2 separate regions of the Homo sapiens genome follow, and region 1 is linked to region 2. Evidence: read pairs that join two places in POLR2A ChIA-PET (ENCODE). Cell type or tissue: HepG2. All regions are shown on one strand. Links, peaks and the distances in the headings refer to the core of each region. The heading gives the core; the rest is flanking DNA. Region 1 has its middle 22 kb from the start of SLC7A10. Region 2 holds the start of LOC124904692 (a long non-coding RNA gene).

Region 1 (4,374 bases), core at 315-4,314, 160 kb before region 2:
GAGGAAGCCTCTGCCAGGCCCTGGTGTAATCAAGGAGGGCTCCAGGCCCAAGTGGGCCCATGTGCCTGTGTCTGTGCCTCAGTGCCAGTGACTTCAAGCTTGAGTCTGCTCTGAGCCAGGCGCCACTACATGCCCCCCCAGTGGACAGAGCTGCCCTCTGGCCACGCCGCCAGCTGGCTAGGGCTGATCAGAAGCCTTCAGTTTCAGGACAGCTGCCAGGGTGTGGACCATGGGGACTGGTAAGAGTTTCTGGCTAAGTCCTGGCCAAGCCATTCCAAGGGACAGCTGCAGTGTCTCTCCAGTCAGCACCTGGAAGGGGGCCAGCCCAGCCTCAGACCTGGGGCCAAACACATGTGAGTATGTGCAAACGTGCACACACGTGTCCACAGGCACACACAAATACACATGTGCATGAACACATGTTCACACATGTACTCCATGCACAAAGGAACACACACACAAATAACATGCACATGCAAGCACATGCACTAACAAGCGCATGAATGCACACACGTGCAAATGCACAGGGATGTGTGCACAAATCACATATGTGCACACACTCACACAGACAAACACTCCCCACTCTGCCTCCCCAGGCAGGCTCCAGGAATGGAGAAACGCCTTTGCATCCAATGTGTTTGGGGTGAGATCAGCTGGGGGAGGGGCCTCTTCCCTGCCTCCCCAGTCCTGGCAGCTCCTCCCTTCTGGGCCAGGCTTCTCCCCTGTCTGGACTGGTTGGCATATGTGTATGGGAGGAGGAAGGGGCAGCAGGAATGTCCTACCACCCCCAGGAGCTGCTCTGGGCAGAGGCAGGGGATGGCGCCTTTGCTGGACTCCCTGGCTGCATCTTTCTGGGTGGGGGGCACTGGGATGGTTCCTGTATCCCATAGAAGCAAACTGGGCAGAGGGCCGAGGTGGGTGCTGTGGTCACTGTCAGGCATTGAAGGGACCCGGGGTCATCCCTGAAGCAGGTCAGCCTGGGAGAGGCCTTCCAGGCTTGCTGCAGTCGGCACCCCCCCCCACAGGAAGCCAGCCCAGCCATAGCCTCCTGCCCTTTTGAAGATGCTCCCTCCTGGCTTCTGTCCCTGCTGGCAGGCTGGGGTTTCTGAACCCCTCATTCCTCAGTCATCTCGACCCTGTGAGAGCCTCAGAGGCCTCCTGATCCCTGTTGTCCCCTGGCCATCCTGGAGTGTCAGCCCGGGGCTGGCCCTGAGCTCATTTTCAGCATGACAACTGGTCCTCAGCTGACACCCCCATCCCCTCAGCCCAGGAGGCCAGCTGTGGTGGGTTCTGCTGAATCCAGCTTGCTAACCACCAGCCCATGCCCACAGTCCCTGGCAGGGGACACAGTTCTGCCCCCTCCCCCACCAGATCAATACCTCCAAGACTGCTGTCAGCAAATCTTTGACCTCTGACCTGGCCACACACAGTGACCCCTGAACCTGTTGGTCTTTCCACCAACCCTTGCTCTAGTCTCTGGGGTGGGTGAGGGGCTGACACCCTGGCTCTGGCCTGGGCTGTTAGGGGCAGGGAGAGGGTGAGGCCATCAGTCCCCACCAGCCCGGCCTCTTCCCTTCACTCCACACTCAGGGCCACAGTGGTTGGTGTTGTTGGGGGGGGGATGGATGCAGTGGGGGATGTGCCACCTATGCCAAGCAGGCTGTGATGAAGGATTCGGGGATTCCTTCTGGAGCCCAGGGGCCCTGGGAGCTCCAGCCATGAGTGAAGAGCCAGCAGCGAAGAGGATGGCTTCCCATCCTCTCTCCAAGGCCCACAAAGGTGCCCACCCCTTTCTGCTCTGGGCCCTCCGGATCGATCTGGGACCCAGCAGCCTTGCAGCCCTGACCTGAGAATGCAAAGGGGCCTGTACAGATTGCTTCCTGAGCCCTGTTCCTTGCAGCTCAGCTGGGAGGGTCCCTGTCCTGCCCACCCATCCTGCCCCAGATAAGGGTCTAGCCCACTGTCTCGCAGAAACCGTGGTGGACCCCAGTGGTGCTGTTGGGAGCCCCACATCCCGAACCACCCTGGGATACAGCCTCGGGAGTCCTGCGCTCCCTGGCAGACACCACTGACCAGGGACCCTGCCTTCAGGAAATCCGGCCAGGACAACAGGACCTGCCCCTCTGGTGTCCAGGTCAGCTCACCATGTGGCCCTTTCCTGGCCCGCCTTCCCTTGCTCCTGCTCCTAGGAAGAGATGCCTCCACCTCCACTCCCCCATGGGGCATTCTGAAGGCCATGGGTTCCAGCAGTCCTGTGCTGGCACCAACTGGGTCTGCGGTAGGACAAGGGGCAGTGGCTCAGAGACTCCAGCAGTGAGACACTTCCCTGTCCCAGGAGGAGGGGAAGAAGAGGAGCAGGAGGAGGAAGGAGAGGGAGAGGAGGGAGGATGGTCAGGGCCCCCCACTAAAATGGGACAGGCAGGTGAGGGGTGCTTGGAGTGGAGACTATGCTGGAAACTGAGGCTGAGAGAAGGTAGTCAGAGGCAGAGCCACGCATGTGTGCTCCAGTGCGCCTGACTCCAGGGTCCTCGCTTCTCCTGACTGCATCAGACTCGACCTTGACCTCTGGGTATGCTGGGTCAGGGCAGAGTGCTGACGCACTGCAGAGCCCCTCGGGCCCCGCCTCTCTGCTTACGGGGGCCTTCTCAGGAGCCAGGAGGGACCAACCCAGGTAGGGGACTGTTTGGACGAGTCCAGGCCAGGTGGAGGTGTGGGCAGCCGGCCCTGAGGTCACTGGGTGTGTGTCAGGGGTGGGGATTGTCCAGGAGGCCCCTACAGAGCAACACGTCATTCTAAGGCTACATTTCACACTGGCCTCGGGTATGACCTTGGCCGTCCCTTCTCCCCTAAGCAGTCCTCTGGGCTTTCTGGGAGCCTTGGTTTCTTCTCCACTTGAGACCTGGGCCAGTCAGGTGGGAAAAGCCAGCAGCCACGGGGGGCCTGGTGCAGAGGAGGAGGTGGGAGAAGCAGCAGGCGGGGGGCGCCCAAGGAGCCTCTCTGCCTACCTTGGGCTCAGCCTTGCACTTGATGACCCCACCCGGGCCTGTGTGACAACCATGCCACTGACGGGGAACTGAGCCTCGGAGAGGGGAGGTGACTCACAGAGGTGACCCAGGAGATGGAACCGCATTGGGAGCTGGGGCTGGACATTCCAGCCGCTGCCAGGAAAATCCTGCCGGAAGAGTGCACTGTGCGGGTGCCCAGGAGGCTGCGGGTCTGCACCCAGCTCCTCCGACCCGGTGCCCAGGACCCCTGCCTGGCTGGCCAGAGAGGGGAAGTGCGCCCCGGGCGGCCAGCCCGCAGCTGTTGGGCAACATCTGGAGGGAAGGAGGAGGTGAGGAGCAGAGGGCGTGGAGCTGGGTCCTGACGTGTGCCCGCGCTGCCCGGCACCCACGAGGGCTGGGGCCCGGTGCCACCCGGGGGTCTCAGCCTCCTTCTAGTCCCACGAGCCCTAGAGGACTTCCTAGTCCCCCTCGCTGTGCCCTGGGGGGTCTGGGCTCTGTCCTAGGGGGTCTGGGCTGTGCACAACACACCACACCCCCGCCCCAGATGGGGGCTCCTGAAGACCCATGCTCCAACACACAGGCACACACAGACACGCACAGATACACACAGATACACACCACACACAGACACACAGATACACACCTCACACACACATCACACACACACACAGATACACACCACATGCACACACCACACACAGACACACAGATACACACCTCACACACACACCACACACACACATAGATACACACCACACGCACACACCACACACAGACACACAGATACACACCTCACACACACATCTCACACACACACAGATACACACCACATGCACACACCACACACAGACACACAGATACACACCTCACACATACACCACACACACACACATAGATACACACCACACGCACACACCACACACAGAGACACAGATACACACCTCACACATATATCACACAGACACACAGATGCACAACACACACACCAAACACCACACAAACCACACAAATACACACCACACACACACCAGACATAGACACACAGATATGTACCTCACACACATATCACACAGACACACAGATACATAACACACACCACACACACACAGATACACACCACATACATACCACACACAGACACACAACACACACAGACATAGACACACACAGACATAGACACACACACCACACACACAGAGGCACACACAGACATGCATAGACAGATACACATAGACACACATGCATACATCACACACCACACACACAGATACACAGATACACACCACATACATACCATACACAGACACAGACACACATGCATACATCACACACCACACACACAGATACACAGATACACACCACATACATA
Region 2 (4,374 bases), core at 244-4,243:
CATTTACAGATGTGGAAACGGCCACCCAGAGGAGGGCTTTCCATCCAAGGTCACAGAGCGCTGAGCGGCACGTGAACCTGCTCTGACCCCATGCCAGTGTCCAGAGTGGGTTGAGCCCTCCCTGGAGTAGACACCGCTTAAGGACAAAGCAGGAGACAGGCTGGCGTGCTAGTGGCCAGTGGAGATGCGCAGGTGGAGGCCAGCAGACCGGGGAGCCTTGGCCTGAGCCCCGCAATTCCTGGTTCTGTCTGTCCCTGCCTGGTGGTCAGCCTTGTTTCCTAGGAGTGACCCTGGAGACCTGACGCCACTGGAATCTCAGGGACTAAGCATCTGGAGTGTGGCAGATTCAAGTCACACAATGCAGACCCGTTCCCTGCAGGCACCTGCCACATAGCAGCGCCCCCAACGCCACGTCAGATGCGCCTCCCCCCACCGACCCGCTGCTCACCTGGCTTCATGGCACCCATGACGGCACGGGAGCTCCGCAGCACTGCCTCATAGACGGCCTTCTGGTCTGCAGTGAACTTGCCGTTGGCGGGAAAGGAGCAGGTGATGTCGGAAGCGAAGCAGTAATACTCACCGCCCATGTCGAACAGGCTGCGGAGAGAGGAAGGCAGGGCAAGTGGGTACTGGGGTGCCACCGCCCCCTTACCCTTACCGCTCCCCACCTGCCCTGGACTCGAGGGCAGCTGGCCCGGGTCCTGGATGCAACTCCCCCTCACAATGAGACCGGTGTGGGGAACTGCCACCTGGTGTCTCCCACGGGTGCGTGGGCAGCAAGGAAACCCGAAGCCATCCTGGAAGACCTGTGTCTTCCAGGGAAAAAGGGACTCAGGGCTCAGCCCAGGCAGGGAAGGCTGAGGGGAGTGGGGCTGTCCTATGCAGATGACACCCACCCCTGTGGCCTGGCCTCCAAGAGCTCAGAGCCATGGAGAATTGTTTGGAGAACTAAGGAGAGGCAGAGATGCCCCAGGACCCCGCCCGCTGCCTGGCCTCCACCCGGCACCCCAACAGGCTCTCCCAGGTCTCCCTGCACCCAGCACAGAGCACAGGCTGAGGCCGTGCTTGTGGGAAGCAGAGGAGGAGGGGGCTGGGCAGGGACCCCGGATGGGATGCACGGCCTAGAACTCCGGGCCTGAATCACACCACCTGCTTCTTCCAGGACCCAGAGCATCTGGGCAGACACTCAGTCGGCGGCTAGGGCCTCTGGCTCTGCTGCAGCTCTGGGGCCCCCTAGCTGGAGGGGTGTGCCCGACACTACCCCTCTGCCCATGGGGATGGGACGGACATATTCTGCCAGGGCCCAAGGGGAGGGCAGGGAGGAAGTGCCAGACAGCCTCATGTCCAGCAAGGCTTTCCCAGGGCCTGCTGGCCACATGTCCCCGAAGCCAGGTGGGCCCCCTCACCCTGTCCACCTGCACCCTGGCACCCTCCGGTGGCAGGCAGAGACCAGCAGGACACAGGCAGGGGCGTGGAGAATGGGGCAGAGGTGCCAGCTGTCCAGGACGGGAGGGGCCTGGGGGCCAGCAGAGAGGCAGGATGGCATGGGACAGATGGCGTGGGACAGACAGTGTGGGACAGATGACAGGAGGCCTGCTGAGGCAGGAGGATGGTGGCTGGGGCTGCCCTCTGGATGCCCTGTAAGAGGGACCCTTGGCACAGCAGGGCCCGGAAGGAGTAGGGCCTGTCCTTGCTGTGCAAAGGACCTCAGGGCCCTCTCTGGGCAACGGCAGAGAAGCAGCCTCCCGCTCATCCTGTGGTGTGGAAGGGACAGGATACGGGAAGGGCTGCTGGATCCAAACCTGGCTCTCAGGACTCCCCGGAAGCAGCCCAGGTGGACAAGGCTGGGCCTGGCTGAGGGGGCGGAGGGGCGCAGGTGGTGCCCCTTTCCATCCATCCCACCTAGGCACCTCGGGAGGCTGCAGGCAGCAGACACAGAGCGGAACCCTCGGGTCCACCAGCCCCTTCACAGGTCATGGCCAAGTCACGACACTGATGGTGATGACCCTGGCTGGCGGAGGCTGGTCTAGCCCTAGGACCAGAGCCCACCACGTCTGCAGGGTCCAGAACCAGAGCCAGGAGGGCTGAGGAAGTGCAGCTGCCCCTCTTTGGCTCCACCCTGGGCTTCCCATGGGGTCCATCTGTAGCTGGGTGAGTCCTGACAAGTCTGAGGCCAGGGGCACAGCCGCGGCTTCCGTCACGAGGGCCTCTCACCCAAATCCCAGCTCTCACGGTAAACACAACCACTCCACAAACATTCCAGAAGCTGCCTGTGCGCCTGCCTGTGGGGGGTCCTGTCCCATGGGAGGGAGCCAGGGGGTGGAGGACCCTGGCCTCATGTGGAGCAAGGAGCAGGGCCACGTGGCTGGACAGGCAGCGTCAGCCGCCCCATGGAGGCAGATTTCTAAAGGAAAAACTTGAATGCACGGCCAGGACGCTTTGCTGAAATCCAAAGTCCCCAGCCGGGCACTTTTTAATCTCCTGTCTTTTCTGATTGCAAAACACCATAAGCAGTGTCAACAGGGCAGAAAGGTCCAGATAACACCTCAGGTGACTCTCAGGCTGGGGGGAGGAGCCCCGCCTGCATGACAGGGAGCTTTGGGGTGGGTCAGAGTCACAGGATCTCTGGATGCAGTGGGCTGCTTAGGCCAACAACTGCCTGGAAGTCTACTCCTGCACAGGGCCTAGGCTTCCCCACGGCTGGCCGGGAAGGCGGGGCACATGGAAGCTCTAAACTGAAGGGAAACTGAGGCTCAGATCACGGGTCCAGGAAAGCCCTGAGTCAGGAGGGTAAACAACTCGAAGCCCAGCAATGGGTTCTTAGGTCCTGGCGGCAGTGCTCAACCTTCACGGCCTCAGTTTTTCCATCTGTAAAATGGGACCCTCCCACTGCTGTAGCTCTGGGGAGTGGAGCCATATGGAACACAGCCCAGTTTTGCCTGGGGACAGCTAAGCATTTTCATTTAGGTTCCCCAGAGTCAACCAAGAAAAATGGTTTGTGGTTTGTTGGTTTTAGAACATGCAAGAATAGCCTGGGCAGAGAGGACAGGGCCAGGAGTATGGGGGACACGGATTCCTAGGAGGCGCCAAATCAGAAGGTGACCTGCAACAGCAGCCGGGGCAGAAAGTCCTACCGGACTGTGCTGACACAAAAGAAAAAGCAGAAACTGAACTATCGTTTAAAAAACAACAACAACAACAACAACCAGGAAGCCCACAAGAATACCCCGAACAATGAAATCATCTAGGAATGTAAAAACAAGACTGTTCTCCAGTGCAGACCAGACTCAGATCCCAGTTCCCCAAACTCCCGCCAGCAAAGCAGAAAGACCATGGGATGGTGGGTGCCTGGATATCATCCGCCAGCCTGACTTTATCTTCCAGCTTGTAGAAGACTGTAACTGCATTTCTTGTTTGAAAATGATCTGCTTTCTGGAGGGGGAAGTATACACCCAGCCAGCCAGCTCCATCCTGCCCAGCGAGGCTCGGGTATGGAGCTGAAGTCTATTTTCGTGCTCCTCTCAGTTCCCTATCTTTTTCTGCCTTAAAAAAATCCCCCTAGAGTTTCTACACACATAAGTTATTCAGATGCAAGCTTTTCTGGAATCCAGGGACGAAAGCCATGGCTTTGATAAATCATCTCCCTCCCGCTCCTCTGCGTCCACTTCATCCATCCTCTGAATGCAAACCGACAATGGAGAATTCGGTCATACGTTGGCTCAATCGAGAACAGGCACGCAGGATCCCTCCTTCCTGGCTGTCTGGGGACCCTACCATCTTTGGCCGAGTGAGTCGATGATAATACAAGACATCTGGGAGACAGGATGCATCTCCAAACAACGTGCTGGCGTCTCACTCCCCACATGTGTTCTGAGGGCTCTGTTTCTGGCTCCTTCTGGGTAGCTTTGGGCCTGGGCTACCTGCCACCACTGGCCCACCCAGACCCTCCCTGGGCCCCATGGCAGGGACCCGCCAGCCCAGAGGCAGAAGGCCTCCAAGATGGGTCGGCCAGTGACGGAAGGCTTGGGAACAGTTTTCTGGGGGAAATGCTGCAATGTTTATATGAGAGCCACTTTGGACTTGGTTTGCAGTTTCATTTGAATCTCCTGAGTAGTGGCACGGCTCTTAGCTGTTCAATCCAACAGTTTACACGCGCTCATATTCGGGGCTGCAGAAGCACTGCAGACTCCGATGTGCAGCTGCCCTGGTCAGTGTCCCAGGCCAGGCTGGGGGATTGCTGAGCAGCAGGAAGCACTTGCTTCTCCTCAGTGTGAGACCGAAAGGGAGGCGTATGGGTCACTCTTCCCTTCATCTGCCCCAGTGGGCGGCCCCTGCAGACACGGTGGCGAGCTGTGGTCTCCAGGGTGCATGGGC

The links. ChIA-PET counts read pairs that join two places held together with the same protein. Peaks named below come from ENCODE experiments on the same cell type or tissue, not always from the same donor. Only the 100,000 strongest peaks of a DNase experiment are listed, where the experiment ranks them.
Region 1: POLR2A ChIA-PET joins it to region 2 with 10 read pairs; 6 of 35 experiments call an interaction of 5 or more read pairs at or near these places.

Annotation. Positions count from the first base shown.
Region 1 is chr19:33,246,148-33,250,521 of GRCh38, forward strand. No RefSeq gene overlaps it. Among named protein-coding and RNA genes, the nearest start is that of SLC7A10, 22 kb to the left of the region's middle. RefSeq lists enhancers at 2,494-2,995, 4,200-4,374 and a silencer at 3,387-3,436. In HepG2, for the core only: a CTCF peak has its summit at 3,285; DNase peaks (open chromatin) are centred at 2,644 and 3,154; H3K4me3 peaks cover 739 bases.
Region 2 is chr19:33,401,273-33,405,646 of GRCh38, forward strand. PEPD (peptidase D) reads right to left here. Exons shown (of 15, transcript NM_000285.4): 12 at 449-597. It overlaps LOC124904692 (a long non-coding RNA gene), which reads left to right and starts at 597. Exons shown (of 2, transcript XR_007067229.1): 1 at 597-2,151; 2 at 3,017-4,374. In HepG2, for the core only: a CTCF peak has its summit at 1,456 (motif pointing left); a DNase peak (open chromatin) is centred at 2,429.